Regions from separate parts of the Homo sapiens genome. Here region 1 is linked to region 2. A link is an interaction called in ENCODE POLR2A ChIA-PET data of the cell type or tissue named here. Cell type or tissue: IMR-90. All regions are shown on one strand. Links, peaks and the distances in the headings refer to the core of each region. The heading gives the core; the rest is flanking DNA. Region 1 has its middle 15 kb from the start of NXNL2. Region 2 holds the start of LINC02843 (long intergenic non-protein coding RNA 2843).

What was found. ChIA-PET counts read pairs that join two places held together with the same protein. Peaks named below come from ENCODE experiments on the same cell type or tissue, not always from the same donor. Only the 100,000 strongest peaks of a DNase experiment are listed, where the experiment ranks them.
Region 1: POLR2A ChIA-PET joins it to region 2 with 10 read pairs; 2 of 35 experiments call an interaction of 5 or more read pairs at or near these places.

Annotation. Positions count from the first base shown.
Region 1 is chr9:88,545,802-88,554,134 of GRCh38, reverse strand. It overlaps a transcript of NXNL2 not described here. Among named protein-coding and RNA genes, the nearest start is that of NXNL2, 15 kb to the right of the region's middle. In IMR-90, for the core only: no CTCF peak of the experiment used is centred there; no DNase peak of the experiment used is centred there.
Region 2 is chr9:88,647,398-88,655,730 of GRCh38, reverse strand. LINC02843 (long intergenic non-protein coding RNA 2843) reads left to right here and starts at 3,571. Exons shown (of 4, transcript NR_144626.1): 1 at 3,571-3,770; 2 at 8,071-8,333. It overlaps LOC105376135 (a long non-coding RNA gene), which reads right to left and starts at 3,882. Exons shown (of 2, transcript XR_930098.2): 1 at 3,665-3,882; 2 at 2,858-3,542. RefSeq lists an enhancer at 2,703-3,902. In IMR-90, for the core only: a CTCF peak has its summit at 3,271; DNase peaks (open chromatin) are centred at 1,570, 3,260 and 3,900; H3K4me3 peaks cover 270 bases; H3K27ac peaks cover 2,027 bases.

The sequences.
Region 1 (8,333 bases), core at 186-8,185, 100 kb after region 2:
TCCCTCTGAGCTTTATCCCTGCCTGAGGCCCTGACTCCACCACCTCATCATATACCATTATAACGATGAGTTTCATGTCAGCCCAGGCCTGGAGAGAGAAGAACCAAACGCCTGTTGAATGAATGAATGGATGAATTAATTAATTGATATCTAAAACCTTGTACTAATACAATACATTTACCTGAAGATGATTATTTGTAACAAAATCATGACAACACATACATAAGGAAAGAGGAATAAAGATCATTACTTTTCTGTTTCAGAAAGTGAAAATAGAAAAGCAAAAAGAACATAGGAATGAAAAGTGATGTCTCTTATGCCTTATCACTGCAAATGTTTACCCAAAAAAACCATAAGGCTTTAATCTTGAGGATTTATTCCAGGTAAATATATCTGGAATAATATCAGATCTTTTACATGAAGTATAAAGGAGATATGATTTCTTATGTCCCTAGCCAGCCCTCTCTCTGTCACTCCACAGCTAGATAAGAAAAATGTTCTTCTTACCCTGTTGGACTCTCCACCTCCCTGACCCGCTAGAAAGAGCCTCTGGGTTAGACCCAGCTGCTGATGTAGCACCAGGAGAAAAAAATAAAGCGATGCAGATTCAACCAGACATGCTGCAACACGCTATGTAGCAAGGAGTTCAGAGACAAGGAGAAGGAGGGTGGGGAGCAGAGCCACATGGGCTGGGCCTCAAAAGGAGTGATGGAAGACTCTGGAGGGCTATTTGGGGAGGAGAAGCATGGGTTTTTTGTTGTTGTTGTTGTTGTTGTTTGGGCTTTTTTGAGACAGAATTTCACTCTTGTCACCCAGGCTGGAGTGCAATGGCACAATCTCAGCTCACTGCAACCTCCGCTTCCCGGGTTCAATCAATTCTCCTGCCTCAGCCTCCTGAGTAGCTGGGATTACAGGCGCACATCACCAAGCCGGGCTAGCAAAGGAGGTTTTAGATGAGTAGCCTTGGGTTGTGAAGTGGATCTCCTCAATTATTTTTCAAATGATGCAAGTAACAATTGGAGTTTGCTTTTTGCAATTATTACGGCATTCACTGAAGGCAAGACTGGGTCCCATGGGACATTAGATTATAGATGGGTTTTTCATGTGGAGTGGAAGGATATCATCCAGGATTTCAGATCTAAGATTCCTAGCTAGCTGCCCCTAGTTTAAAATCATCCTTTTAGGTCTTAGTCGTGGGCAATTTTTCCACCACTTCCTACCTCTGGTGTAAAGTGGTCAGATTCAACTGGGCACAATTGTTCTCATTCTCATACTCCAATGGCAAAGTCAGACAGATATTGTGGAAATAACTTTGAACTTGTCATTACAACTGTAGAGGTATTATAAAGGTTAAGAATGCATGTTTCACCGGGCGCGGTGGCTCATGCCTGTAATCCCAGCACTTTGGGAGGCTGAGGTGGGCGGATCACGAGGTCAGGAGATTGAGACCATCCTGGCTAACACGGTGAAATCCCGTCTCTACTAAAAATACAAAAATTAGCTGGGCGTGGTGGTGGGCACCTGTAGTCCCAGCTACTCGGGAGGCTGAGGCAGGAGAATGGCGTGAACTCAGGAGGCAGAGTTTGCAGTGAGTGGAGATCGCCATTGCACTCCAGCCTGGGTGACAGAGCGAGACTCCATCTCAAAAAAAAAAAAAAAAACATGCATGTTTAAAGCAGAAAACTAGATTCACATGGCATTTTGTCAGTTCACTAAATTAAGTAAAATTTTAAAAGGAGTCTTCCTTGTAAAATTACAAACATAAAATTAACTTTTCTCAACAATCAGGCAAATAGGCAGTTTAAACACATGCATGCAATTTCACTCCCTAATAGAGCCATTGAAATGACAGCAAAGGGATTTGTTTTTTTAATGATGGGGAAAACAAAAGAGTAAACAAAACAAAAACATGTTTGGAAGCTGTAAAAGCGGAAGGGGAGTGGAGGCTGACTCCACAGACACACAAGCGTGATCTGGGCCAGAGCTGGAAAATGTGAGAACCAACTGGTTTATCCCAAGTAATCCTCAAATGACTGGGAGCCAGTGGCTCCAGAAGCCCCCTTGAAGTAGTAATACAGGCACCTATAAGGAAGAGTGTGATGTGTTTACAAAGTGGTTTGATCTCCAGGCTCCCTCCCACCTCCACATGCTGAGTGATTGAACTTACCACCCCTGAGGTGACAAATGGGCTCTCTTGGTTGAGAAATACGTGGCTGAAAGTAAGAGTGCCAAAATGAAATCAGGGTAATTTCATGAAAAGGTATGATCCTACCCAGCTCCCAGAACACTGAGCCTTTCATCCCTCCTCCTGATAGGAGATAAGAGGATGCTTTCTGGTAAATGTGACAAGCCAGAAAGAGCAATCTTGCTAACAGAATGGCCCCAGCAGGATCACTCTATAGGGGAGCTCAGCGTTAACAAGCCCCACTGATGTTCTGCTAAGTCCCTCCCAAAATAAACAGGAGAGAGAAGCAACAGGGGAAGGGGAAGGGGAAGCCACTTGGGGTGAACAGAAACTGTGCAGAAAGAAGACATTTTAAAAATATGGTTAATATCCTTAGAGAGGTATGAGGAGATACTGCTTTCATGGAACTAGAACAGAATGCCATGAAAGAGAGATAGGAAGGGAAAGGAGGGAGAGAAGAGAGACAGAGAGAAACTGACTCAGACAACAAAGAACTCTTTATATGTATTAAAATCATGATAGCAGATAAAGGGCTAGAAGATAAATTTGAGGAAATCTCTCAAAAAGTAGAACAAAAATAAAAAGAGATGGCAGATAGAAGAGAAAAATATAAGGATGTTAGAGGTCCAATCTAGAAAGTCCAACATTCAAAAACTAGGAAATGCCGAAAGACAAAGCCAACCAAACAGAAGACAGAAAATTAAGAAAAATAACTCTGAGACATTTCCCAGAAGAAAACGAGTGTGTTTCCAGACTGAACAGCTCCCAAGAGCCAACAGGCCCTACGGTGAAAACAGAGGCTTGCTAAGGCATCATGAAAGTATAGAACAACAGGCAAGGAGAATATCTGACAAGTTCTGAGAGAGAATAGACCACGCTTGAGATGCAGCAGGGACCCCTCTTGGAGGCCTGCCACCCCCGACAAGCATGGAAATAAAGGAACATCTTGAGTTTCTTTAAGGGAAATTCCAGGCACCTACCCAGCCTTGAGAAGTAAATAAGCAACCTAGAAAACAAGAAGGTGACGAGAGCCTCACACAATAGCCAAGGAAGTCTGAGCCACAGAATGTTCGGTTCCCTACAGAAACTAAAGATTACACCTTAACAATATTCTTGAGTTGCTTTTCAGAAACCTGGACCATACCAAATGGAAAATGTCATCTACTGGCACATAGACCTCAGAGAAGAGAGAATTGAGGACTGAACTGTGACCACTGTTCTCTATTCCAAATTTCTTCCTACTAAGGGTCCTGGAGGAAGTCACACCCACAGGCCAGAGCTCAAGATTCCTTTCTGCTGACCCCAAGTTTTTAGACAAAGCTTAACCAATAACAAGTCAGAAAATCTTTGAATCTACCTATGACCTATGAGCTTCCCTGCTTCAAGATGTCCCACCTTTTTAGGCCAAACCAATGTGTAGCTTCCATGTATTCATTTATTACTTTGCATGTAACCTCTGCCTCCCGCCTTTAAAAACCCTTACATGTAAGCCATTAAATTTGTGTCTTAAGCCTGAGCTGCCTGATTCTTGTTGGCACCTCACAATAAATGCCTCACTTTCTCTCACTGCCATCACCATGTTAGTGTTTAGCTTTGCTGTGCTGGGTGGGCAGACCCAGGTCCAGCTTGGTCACTGATGTAGTTTGGATGTGTGTCCCTTCCCAAATATCATGTTGAATTGTAACTCCCATTGTTGGAGGTGGGGCTTGGTGGGTGGTGATTGGATCATGGGGGTGGATTTCTCATGAATGGTTTAGTGCCATTCTCTTGGTATTGTCCTTGCAATAGTGACTGAGCTCTTGCAAGATCTGGTAGTTTAAAAGTGTGTGGCAGGCCGGGCACTGTGGCTCACGCCTGTAATCCCAGACCTTTGGGAGGCCGAGGTGGGCAGATTACCTGAGGTCAGGAGTTTGAGACCAAAATGGAGAAATCCCATCTCTACTAAAAATACAAAAAAATTGGCCAGGCGTGGTGGCCCATGCCTGTAATCGCAGCTACTCAGGAGGCTGAGGCAGGAGGATCACTTAAACCTGGGAGGCGGAGGTTGCAGTGATAGCACCACTATACTCCAGCCTGGGCAACGAGTGCAAAACTCCATCTAAAAAAACAAAAAAAGTGTGTGGCACCTTCCCCCTCCCTTTCTTGCTCCTGCTCTGGGCATGTAACATGCCTGCTCGCCTTTCACCTTCTGCCATGGTTGTAAGCTTCCTGAGGCCTCCCAAGAAGCTAAGCAAATGCCAGCATCATGCTTCCTGTAAAGCCTGCAGAACCATGAGCCAGTCTCAGGTATCTATAGCAATGCAAGAATGGCCTAATACAGTAACCACTCACAGGGCCAGGAGTCACAGTGTAGTTGGATCTCTCAACAATAACAAAGAAACAAAAAAAAGCTATGAGGTGGTGCCTTCAAATCACTGAAGGAAAGTACTTCCAACCTAAATTCTGCACCTGCCACTCATCCAGTGAGTACATATAGAATGGAGGCTTTTCAGACTCAGGAGGCTTCAAAGAGTTTGCCCCCTTTCACCTGTTCTTAGGAAACTATTAGAGGATGTATTCCAACAAAACAAGGGTGGAAACCAAGAAACAGAATGACAAGAAAGAGAAACTCAATGCAGGAGAGAGCCGTGGAGCAGCCCGGGGATCATTCCAAAGGGTGACATCGGGTTGACAGATGTACCAGGAACATAGCTCACCAGAACCTATGGAGATGTTGGGAGGCTTCAGCACAGGTTTCTTCAAGACGATAGAAGGGACAGACCAATGGATGTGTCTGCATATCTCGAGAGGAAACCTGGATAGCCAGTGGAGGGTTCAGGTTAGACTACTTATAGGCGCTGTCTTTGTCTGTTCAGGCTGCTATCACAAAATACCACAGACGAGGCTGTGTATCATAATAGAAATGCATTGCTCACAGTTTTGGAGGCTGTAAGTCCAAGGTCAAAATGGCAGTAGCTTCTGTGTTTCCTAAGGGCCCACTTCTTGTTCACAGATGGCATCTGCTCACTGTGTCCTCATATATTAGAAGGGGTAAGGGTCTCTCCTAGGAGGACACTACTCCCATTTATGAGGGCTCCACCCCACCCTCCTGACCTAATCACCTCCCAAAGGCCCCACCTCCTAACACCACCATCACCTAGGGGTTAGGACTTCAACACATGGATTATACCGGACAGAAACATTCAGGTCATGGCAAGTACATAGAATAAAATACACACACAAAGCAAACAGCCAGATAAGATAATTCCTTTTTTTTTTTTTTTTTTTGAGACAGAGTCTTGCTCTGTTACCCAGGCTGGAGTGCAGTGGTGCCATCTCGGCTCACTGCAAGCTCCGCCTCCCAGGCTCAGCCTCCCACCTCAGCCTCCTGAGTAGCTGGGACTACAGATGCATGCCACCATGCCTGGCTATTTTTTTTTTGTATTTTTAGTAGAGACAGGGTTTCACCATTTTAGAGACAGGGTTTCACCATATTAGCCAGGATGGTCTCCATCTCCTGACCTCGTGATCCACACACCTTGGCCTCCAAAAGTGCTAGGATTACAGGCATGAGCTACAGCACCCAGCTTTTTTTTTTTTTTTTTTTTTTTTTTTTTTTTTTTTTTTTTTTGAGAAAAAGTCTTCCTCTTGTTGCCCAGGCTGGAGTGCAATAGTGTGATCTTGGCACACTGCAACCTCCACCTCCTGGGTTCAAGCAATTCTCCTGCCTCAGCCTCCTGAGTAGCTGGGATTACAGGCACCTGCCACCACGCCCAGCTAATTTTTGTATTTTTAGTAGAGACGGGGTTTCACCATGTTGTCCAGGCTGGTCTTGAACTCCTGACCTCAGGCAATCCACCCACCTCGGCCTCCCAAAGTGCTGGGATTACAGGCGTGAGCCACCACACCTGACTCATCAGATAAGATCATTCTTTTTTCTTTATTTTTTTTTTAAGATGGAGTTTCGCTCTTTGTTGCCCAGGCTGGAGTGCAGTGGTATGATCTCGGCTCACTGCAACCTCTGCCTCCTGGGTTCAGCGATTCTGCTGCCTCAGCCTCCCGGGTAGCTGGAATTACAGGTGCCCGCCACCATGCCTGGCTAATTTCTGTATTTTTAGTAGAGACAGGGTTTCACCACATTGGCCAGGCTGGTCTTGAACTTCTGACCTTAGGTAATCCACCCACCTCGGCCTCCGGAAGTGCTGGGATTATAGGCATGAGCCACCATGCCCAGCCCAGATAATTCTTAAACAAAAATGCAGGAGAGAAGGGTAATTCAGTTTACCAAATGGCTCAAAGATTCTAGATAGCTGGCAAAGTGGAGATGACTAAAACAGAGGCTCTTTTCAATCAAAATTAGCATAGGACACCCTACTGAAAGGATGGGGTTTTAAGGTACCTCCATGGTGTTTGTAAATTCGGCCTAAGTCAGTCCAGCCCAATAGAGCATAATTCTCCTGACTGGTGAGCTCTGTGTCACCCCTCTTCTTCCTTTCTCTAGGAATGTCTGTGTCTGTGTGTGTGTTTGTGGTGTGTGTAGGTTATATGTGTGGTGTATACGTGTGTTCTCTCAGTGACTGCCCCTCTCCAGTGCACAGTGACCAGCATTTCATGAGTCTCCCTGAGGTCTGCACGCGCTCCTGCAGGAATGCCAGTGGCTAGGCCTCTCCTGGGAGAGGGGAGGGCCCCCACCTGCCCCAGGCCTGATGGCTTGTGGAGCACCCTGGGCTTTGATAAAGATGCCCCAGTTGTGGGCTGAAATCAGTGAAATGACTTCAACAAATTCAGTGGACAAGACACCTTTGCAGAGCCATGCTTCTCAGATGTTAGCGCCCACGGGGCTCACCAGGGAGTCTGGATGAGACGTGGGCCTGGGCTGGGTCACGATGCTGCATGTCTTTCAACCCCTGCCCCATGGTGCCCACATCACACTGCCACTGCTTGTCTATGTCCACACGCAGGGTGGCAAGTGTATAAAGATGAAAAGCAATGTGTACACACGGAAAAAATAAAAAGGTGGTGACTTTAGGGGACATATAGATGGACTAAAACATCCATCATGGCTTTCCCTCAGGATGATGGAATCTTTTTCCTGATGTTCGTCCACAGTGAGCACGTATTGCTTCTGGAACACAAGGGGCACAAGGCACTTGTAGAAATAGTCACAAATTACACAGTTCTCGGAAAGAAGGCTGGAATACTTTGCCTTACGTCAAGAAAAATTGTTTGGGATGTTATAATATTAAAGTATGTGTCGGCCAAGCGTGGTGGCTCATGACTGTAATCACAGCACTCTGGGAGGCCGAAGCGGGTGGATCACTTGAGGTCAGGAGTTCGAGACCAGCCTGGCCAACATGAAGAAACCCCATTTCAACTAAAAATACAAAATTAGCCGGGCTTGGTGGCAGGCGCCTCTAATCCCAGCTACTCGGGAGGCTGAGGCAACAGAATCGCTTGAACCCAGGAGGCAGAGATTGCAGTGAGCCAAGATGGTGCCGCTGCACTCCAGCATGGGAGACAGAGACTCTGTCTCAGAAAAAAAAAAAAAAAAAAAAAGAATGTGTCTTCAGGGAGTAATAATGGTTCAAAGGACACATCACTCTCCCAGCCCTAGGTGACGAAGGCCCATGTCCTACAGGGCCAGCCCAGCCGAGGTGGACCCTGCCTCTCCCTCTAGTCACCCCAAAGCAAAATCTTCCAGCCCACAAACACCAACACAGTTCTTGGCAGTTACAAGCACGTTTACCAGGAGGGCCGTTTCTCTACCTTTTAAAAGTGTGTGGTTGTGGTTCTCACACACACACACACACACACACACACACGAACACTCAGTTTATGGATACTCTACATGCAAGAGATGTCCACCCAGTTCCCAAGAATGTGTGATTAAAAATATCATAATTAGGCCGGGCACGGTGGCTCATGCCTGTAATCCCAGCACTTTGGGAGGCCGAGGCGGGTGGATCACCTGAGGTAAGGAGTTCGAGACCAGCCTGACCAATATGATGAAACCCTGTCTCTACTAAAAATACAAAAATTCGCTGGGCGTGGTGGCGGGCGCCTGTAATCCCAGCTACTCGGGAGGCTGAGACAAGAGAATCACTTGAACCCAGGAGGCGGAGGTTGCAGTGAGCTGAGACCGCGCCATTGCACTCCAGGCTGGGCAACA
Region 2 (8,333 bases), core at 245-8,244:
TACATCTCAAAACTATCAACTTTTTTCGAAATTCAGTTCCACCTTGTTGATCTAACCCAGTGTCATCCCTCACCCAATATGTTCACAAGGGCTCTCTCACGCTTGCCTCCAGAAACCGCTACCTGTCTTCCTCACTAACGGGAAAGTTCAAGTTCCTTGAAAGACCAACAAGGCCAAACCCTTGTTTGGTAAGCTGAGATCTGCACTCCAACCTGGGCAACAGAGTGAGACTGCCCCCTCCAGTGCTGGGCTTTGGCCATGCTGACCTTTCCTCTGTTCCAAGAAACAAGCCAAGGTCCTAGCACTATAGCACTCCTTCTCTCTGGAAGGCTCCTTCCCTCCCATTCCTAACCAACACTACCCTCCTTTAGGGCTTCTGTGATTGCCACCTGCCCCAGATCGCTCTAGTTCCCTGTGCATCATGGCTTCATGCCACCTCGTCTTGCACCTGCAAAGCACTTACACATTTCATGAAGCCAGGGACCATGTCTCTTTCTTTGGTATCTCTATCCTTCACTTTCTTATTTTTATAAATTTAAGGGGTACAAGTGAAGCTTTGTTATGTGGCTATATTGCATAGTGATAAAATCCAGGCTTTTAGTGAAACCATCCCCTGAATAGTGTAGATCATGCCCATTGAGTAATTTCTTATTCCTCACTCTCCTCACCCTCCCACCCTTCCCAGTTCCAATGCCTATTATTCCACACTCTGTGTCCACGTGTACACTTTATTTAGCTCCCACTTATGTGAGAATATGTGGTATTTGACTTTCTGTTTCTGATCTGTTTCACTTAACATAACAGCCTCCAGTTCCATCCTTGTTGCTGCAAAACATGATTTTCTTCTTTCTTATAGCTAAGTAGTATTCCTACATATATATATACACATTTTTTTTATCCAATCATCCATTGATGGACACTTAGAATGATTCCATATCTTTGTGATTAGATGCTCAGAAATACTTGTTGAAACATGGCTAAATCATACATACCAGGCTCCTTCTTTATTTCTCTCTCTCTCTCTCTCTCTCTCTCACCTCTGCCACTTTTAGCAACAGCTGCATTCCAAGCAGGAAGACGGAGGTACAGGTTGAGTGTGTATCCCTCGCCCAAAATGTTTGGGACCAGAAGTGCTCTGAATTTTGATTGTTTTCAAGTTTTGAAATATATGTATTACACTTACTGGTTCAGCATCCCTAACACAAAAATCTGAAATGCTCCAATGAGCATCTCTTTGAGCATCACATCAGCACTCAAAGCGTTTTGAATTTTGGAGCATTTTGGATTTCGGATTTTCTCACTAGGCATGCTCAGCCTGTATCAGAAGAGGCTCAGCCAAAGCCACTTCCCTGCCTTAAACTGAGCTCCATGGCCATTCTCAGCTATGAGGGCTTGATAAAGATTAAGTTTTATTTATCTTTGCAGCCCCTACAGCAAGTAAAGATGAGCAAAAAGAGGTTAAACTCAGAACTAAAATGTCTAGAGCCACCTCCATCTACCCCACTGCAATGAAAACACAAGGACATAAGCATTTACTGCAGTATTGTTCCCAGTGGCAAAAAGCTGGAACTCAAATAAACGCCTAATGACAGAGGAATGATGAAAGAAATTCTGGCTCATACACACCACAACCTATTACACAGCCACTGAAAAGAATGAATTAGAGCCACATTGATGACTCTGGGAGATTTCCATGAGCAATTACAGAGTAAATGAAACCAAATGCAGAAAAAAAAAGTCTGTTTTATTATCCCATTTCTAACAAAAATGAAGAAAAGCACTCTCTAACATCTGTGCACATACATGCAGGTAAGCGCGAGTGAGCTGAAAATTATAGGCCACATACTGTTATCATGAGTTACCTGTGCAGAAGGCAGAGAGAAAGTTTGGGAAAGGAAAGAGAAGAAGAAGAGCAAAGAACAAAAAGAAAATTTTTGAAAAGAAATGTTATAATATGATCCATTAATGTATTAACTTAAAGATATATGTGTGTTCATATGCACGAAGAGAAAACTTTATATGTTGTCTCTTCTTTTCTGTCTCTTAAATCAGGCTTGCAAGACTTTGGCAATTTCCCACTTGTTTTGAATCCTCAGAAAATATCGTATCTCCAGAAAGTAAACAAAAATTGACCAGATAGCATTCCCTTAATGCAGTTCCAGTGACTGTTCTGGATAAGAAAACAACACTTCTACATTCAAACCCCCAATTGCCATTTGAATCTCATCAAATGAAATTTTAGTTTTTCTTTCTAGCTTATGTTTTTCCCTGGAGAAACAAGTCTATAAATGTTTAAAACTGGCACTACTTCTCATAGTGAATAAAATATTGTTGTGTAGAAAACTGGCTCCAGGAAATTAAAAATCAATATACTTTGAGAACTAAAATAGGATGGAAAAGTTGCTTTGTCCAGATTGCAATGGCCAGGCAATGCAAAACAAAAGAATTGCTATTATAAAATGAGAATTACAAGAGAGCATTTTTCAGCTTTGTATGAGAAATGCAATTGACCGAGTGAAAAAAATTAACCCTGTTTGTGTTTCATTCAAGTGGCCATCTCTGCAACTTACTGCTAATTTGCCTTCTTTGAATTTACCATTCCTGGTGGCAAAATCATTTGCTCAGAATTGTTCTAGTATTGCCCAGTCATACTTTTCTAATTAAGATTCCTTGCTGAATGTTCTAACTTTGACCTCATTTCAAAGTTACTTTCATTTTAAAGCTTGACTCAAGATCTTCAATTCTTATATCTTAAAAATCTTAAATGTTTTCTGTTTCTGTTATTAACTATACTAGGTTAGGGATATTTAAAATAACAGCTGATAATATGGTTTTTAAAAATTGTGAGAATGATTGCTAATGTCTGGCTCTCACTTTATTAAGAGGACATGGGAGCCTTTGAAAGATGGCTTGCCTGTCTACCTAGGGCTGACCCCCAGGTCCAGATTTGAGAGTCTGGGCTGGCTGACTGCTGGGTGGCTTTGGTAGAAGCTGGCTTGTCTTCTGGTTCCATTTTTCTCTCCACCCCAGTATCTTGGGTTACTCTGGAAAACTATGCGATGCCCATGTGCGCACCCAGTTAAAGGGCATTCGAGTCTTTGCCCGTAGAAATTTCATAAATAGAATATGTAATGAGCCATGCATGTCTTATCGCTAAGGAATCCAGGGGAATCTGAAACTTGGATGACAAAGTCTCTTATGGGTCTTTCCTTCTCACACCACTTGATACAGCACGACTATCTTGAAGTCAGCCAGCGGCCTGCAGAGGCGGTCTTTCCATCTGTTTCAGAAAACCCGGTGGCTTGTGCAACCTGGGAAACTTGCCCACAGCCATCCCACGTGGTGAGTCAGCTCTCTGGCTCCATTATCTACTGTCTCTTCCCAGATGTGACTCCCTGTTTAGGAGCAAGCAAAGTTATGGGGACCCAGGGGAGAAGCAGACACTCACCTAATGCACAATCCTGCTGAGAATTTACCCAAACCCAAGGAGGTGGAGATGGAGTAGAGCTTGAGTCCTTTCCACGACTGTTAACTGAAGATTTCTGTTGTGACATCACATAGAATTTTGACTAGCATTCACCAAGGATGAACTGAAAGCAGGATCTGTCTCACCATACACTGAGAACTGTAGAATATGCAAGGCACATGGAACTTATTTTCTTACGTATAAAAGCGTGTATATGCTCCTTATACATCTGTCCTAATGCTTTCCAACAGTCCTCACTCTAAGCCTCACCAAGACCCAGATGAGGAAACAAAGGCACAGAGGGGTGAGTCACTTGACCAAGTCACAGCACTGGAAAGGAACAGAGTTTCTGTGTTTCCTTCTCCAAGAGAAGCACTCTTGGCTATAGTGCTTCTGATTAACCAGTGATTCCCATACAGTGGTCCCTGGGCCAGCAGCATCAAAATCACCCAGGAACTTGATAGAGGTGAAAAGTCACTGAATAAGACTTACTGAATCAGAAACTCTGGGGAATGTGGCCCAGAAATATTTGTTTGAACAAGCTTGTCAGGTGATTCTCATGCACACTACAGTTTGAGGAATATTGAACTAGGCCTTTGGAATGAGGTTTTTCATTACTGAGTGTTTTAGGGGAATTCTTGGGCAAATATCAGAAGAGATTCACTAGGAGTCATTTCTGGGTACAAGTTAATAAATAGGTTTCCTTTCTGAGGTACTACATGCAATAGTCAGAACTGTAAGAAAGTATATTTATGAACATATCAATAAAAAATGTATTCACTCTGTGAAAATAATATTCCCCTTAGAAAAGCGTTCACATGAACTTGGTGATTGATCTCATAGGGTGCAGTCGGGAGGGGTCAAGAGTCACCCCACATCTTGTATCTCAGGTCAGCCCACTTCTTTCCATCTCTGCTCCCATCCTGGCCCCAACTATGCTCATCTCTCACTCAGAAATCTACAGTGGCTTCCTAACTCGACACCCCTTCTATTCTGAAGCTCATTCAAGCTGTTCTTCACATTGAAGCCAGAGTGATTTTTCTGCAAATCTGAGCTTAAGTAAAGCCCTTAAAGAATTACTATTGTTCACAGGATACAGAACAAAATGCCTAACAAAGCCCCTGAGTCAGTGGGACATGGTCTGCCCATCCCTTTACCCCAAGAGACATAGAATGCAATTCTCCATTTCACTGCTTGCTCCTAGTCACCCCAGCAATCTTTTATTTTCTTAAAAACACATAGCCTTTTATGCCTCAGCTACTTTCACGTTTGTCCCTCTTCTTTAAATGTTTTTCCCCTCATTTCACTGTTTAAGCCATATATACCCTTCAAAATTCAGTTCAAACCTCACTTCAAGAAAACCTTTATGTTTTCACCAGAGAGCTTACAGTGTTTGGCATCCCATCAAATATTATCAGGCATGAAAGGAAGGAAAAAAAGCCCCGTAATGGGCCGGGTGCAGTGTCTCACGCCTGTAATCCCAGCACTTTGGGAGGCCAAGGCGGGTGGATCACGAGGTCAGGAGATCAACACCATCCTGGCTAACATGGTGAAACCCCATCTCAACTAAAAATACAAAAAATTGGCCGGGAGTGGTGGCGGGCACCTGTAGTCGCAGCTACTCGGGAGGCTGAGGCAGGAGAATGGCGTGAACCTGGGAGGCAGAGCTTGCAGTGAGCCGAGATGATGCTGCCGCACTCCAGCCTGGGCGACAGAGAGAGACTCTGTCTCAAAAAAAAAAAAAGAAAAAAAAAAAAAGAAAAAAAAAAAAAAGCCCCGCAATGAAGAGAAAAATCAACAAATTGAAACAGTCCCAGAATGGGCACAGATGTCAGAATTAGCACACAAGGACATTAAAACATTGTTATAACTGTATTCCAGAAGTTCAAAAACTTAACTAGACACATGAAAGATATTTTTTAAAAAACACCCAAATTGATGGGATGTGGTGGCTCACACTTGCAATCCCAGAACTTTGGGAGGCCAAGACAAGAGGATCGCTTTAGCCCAGGAGTTTGAGGCTGCAATGAGCTATGATAGCTCCACTGTACTCCAGCCTGAGGGACACAGTGAGACCCTGTCTCTTAAAAAAGATTTTAAAAAAAGATCCAAACTGAACTTTAAGTGAACTGGAAGACATAACAATAGAAACTATTCAAAATGAAAAAGACAAAAAGAATTTAAAAGAAAAACACAAAATAGCAACACTGAGTGGCAGGACAGTTTTATGTGACATTCATATCTCGTGTGCAAAGGGCTCCTTAAGCATATTTGATCTATGGCTTTATAATTTTATCAAATTTGGAGATTTTTCAGTCATGATTTCTTCAAATATTTTTTCTGCCCTTCCCGCAACCTCTCTCCTTTACAGACTCTAGTTACACACATATTATAAGAAATATTGAAAGAAGTCTTCTAGGCAGAAGGAAAATGAAATGAAAACCAGATGAATATGAATGAACTGTACCAGAAATGATAACTATTAAATACATTGGTAAATATATATACTTTAGAATTTAAATCTTTTGAAAATATAATTGTTTAATCAAGAGTAATACCAATGTACTATGGAGTTCGTAACATACATAAAAGTGAATGTATGACAACAAAACCATAAAGACTATATAGGTGGAAAAGGGCAAATAGAAGTATATTATTTAAGCTTCTTATACTGTCAGTGAACCTGTATAATATGACTTGAAGGTAGACTATATTAAGTTAAATATTTTAAACCCTATAACAACTAGTAAAAGAACAAAACAAGGAGTTACAGCTAAAATCCAACAAAGAAGATAAAATGGAATCATAAAAATTTTCAATTAACTTTTAAAAAGGCAAAAATAGAGGAAAAGGGTAACACAGAATAAACGTTACAAATAGAAAGCAAATAGCAGGAGGAGATACTTAGACCTAACCACAGCAATAATCATATTAAGTATAAACGGTTTAAACACCACAATAAAAAGTCAGAGATTGTCATATTGAATCAAAAAAACAAGACCTAATAAACACAAGAAATTCTCTTTAAATATAAATAGACAAACTGATTAAAATTAAAATGTTCAACAACGATACACTGTGCTAACCCTTCTCAAAAAAAGACTGGATGGCCGGGGGCAGTGCTCACACCTGTAAACCCAGCAATTTGGGAAGCCAAGGCAGGCGGACGACTTGAGGTCAGGTGTTCAAGACCAGACTGGCCAATGTGGTGAAACCCCATCTCTACTAAAAATACAAAAATTAGCCAGGCATGGTGATGAGTGCCTGTAATCCCAGCTACTCAGGAGGCTGAGGCAGGAGAATCACTTGAACCTGGGAGGCAGAGGCTGCAGTGAGCCAAGATGACGCCACTGCACCCCAGCCTGGGTGACAGAGGGAGACTCTGTCTCAAAAAAAAAAAAAGACTGAAGTGGCTATATTAATATCAGACAAAGTTGATTTCAGATTAAAGAATATTTCCAGTGATAAAGAAGGAATTGGAAATGACTTTATACACTCTTGTATTATTTGAAAAAAATCAAATAATACAACGTGTAGCCTATTTGTGCATTTGAACATGTACCTATTTAGTAATTTAAACATTCAACACACTTTTCTTTAGGCTACTCCCTATACCTAGCACTGTTTAGGTATTGAAAAAAAAGGGGGGGGCGGATAAAGAAGTTGGACACAGCCCCAGACCTAGGGGAGCACAATCTGTTAGGGAGACAAGACACTAACTTTTTTTTAAGCTAATAAAAGATGTGTCAGATGTTAATTGAAAAATGGAAGTTCAGAGAAAAGAATATTTCTGGCACCATAGCAATTAGGGAAAGTTTCTAGAAGAGAGCTAAACCCCAAGAGTATGCACAGATAAAGAGAAAGAGGGAGGAAGAAAAGCATTTTATAATAATTGGAAAAATTTTAATTTATGTGGCTGGGTAGGTTTTCACTTTGCTTTTTTCCTCCTACTCGAGCAGAGGGACCATTTTGGTCTCATTGCTTCCAGGCTTTCTGGCTTTTGTGGAGAGTGGTTTGGGTGGATGCAGGGGAGCTGCTCTGGTGAAGGAGCCATGGCTGTGCAGGCCTTCCAGCAACCTACAGAGAAATAGCAAAGCCCTGGCCGCATGGAAGCCTGCCTGTCTTGCCATCCTTGGAAAGACTGGTGTGCCTGAATGCGGGGCATAAAACAACACATGTTTTTACACCCCATCCCAGGACAATGACTAAGACCAAGACCAAGTTATTACCTGTGTATAGAGATGACAAAGATCAACTGGGCACCAACCACCACCTTGAGAGTGGGTCACTACACAAGCCCCACAAATTTCACCCACCTCCACAGTGAGGGGACCCCAAAAGAGATGGAACTACCCTGCTCCACCAGCTCAGGGGAATGAGGCCTGAAGTAGATACTAAGTTGAATTACAGGTGATTTTTTAAAAACCTACACATCTGAGTTTGGGGGCTGAGATTTGTGTTCATAATACATATCAGCAGCTCAATAGTTAGAATCATTTTCTGATAATAAGATGATTACTCTTTCTTCTTTCTTAGGTACATTGAAGGAGGTCAGTTTGGAAAACCACAGTGTAGACACTTATTCTCTCTCCTTTGTGTTTCAGATAAACTCAGAGCAGGAAGACAGCAAGGAATAGCAGTGAAAAGCATGGTGCTTAATCCAACCCCTTACTCACTGCTGAGACCTGGAAATGTGTTCATCAGCTACAAAACAGGAGAGATGATAACTCATTATGTATATGTGATGATAAACAGAGACAATATATTGAAGAGCTTATATGAGTGGCAGACACGGGACATGCTTCCCTGTGGCTGGCCAGCGTGTCATCTTCTCCATGTGTCCAGAGAAAAGCTTTGCAAATCAACC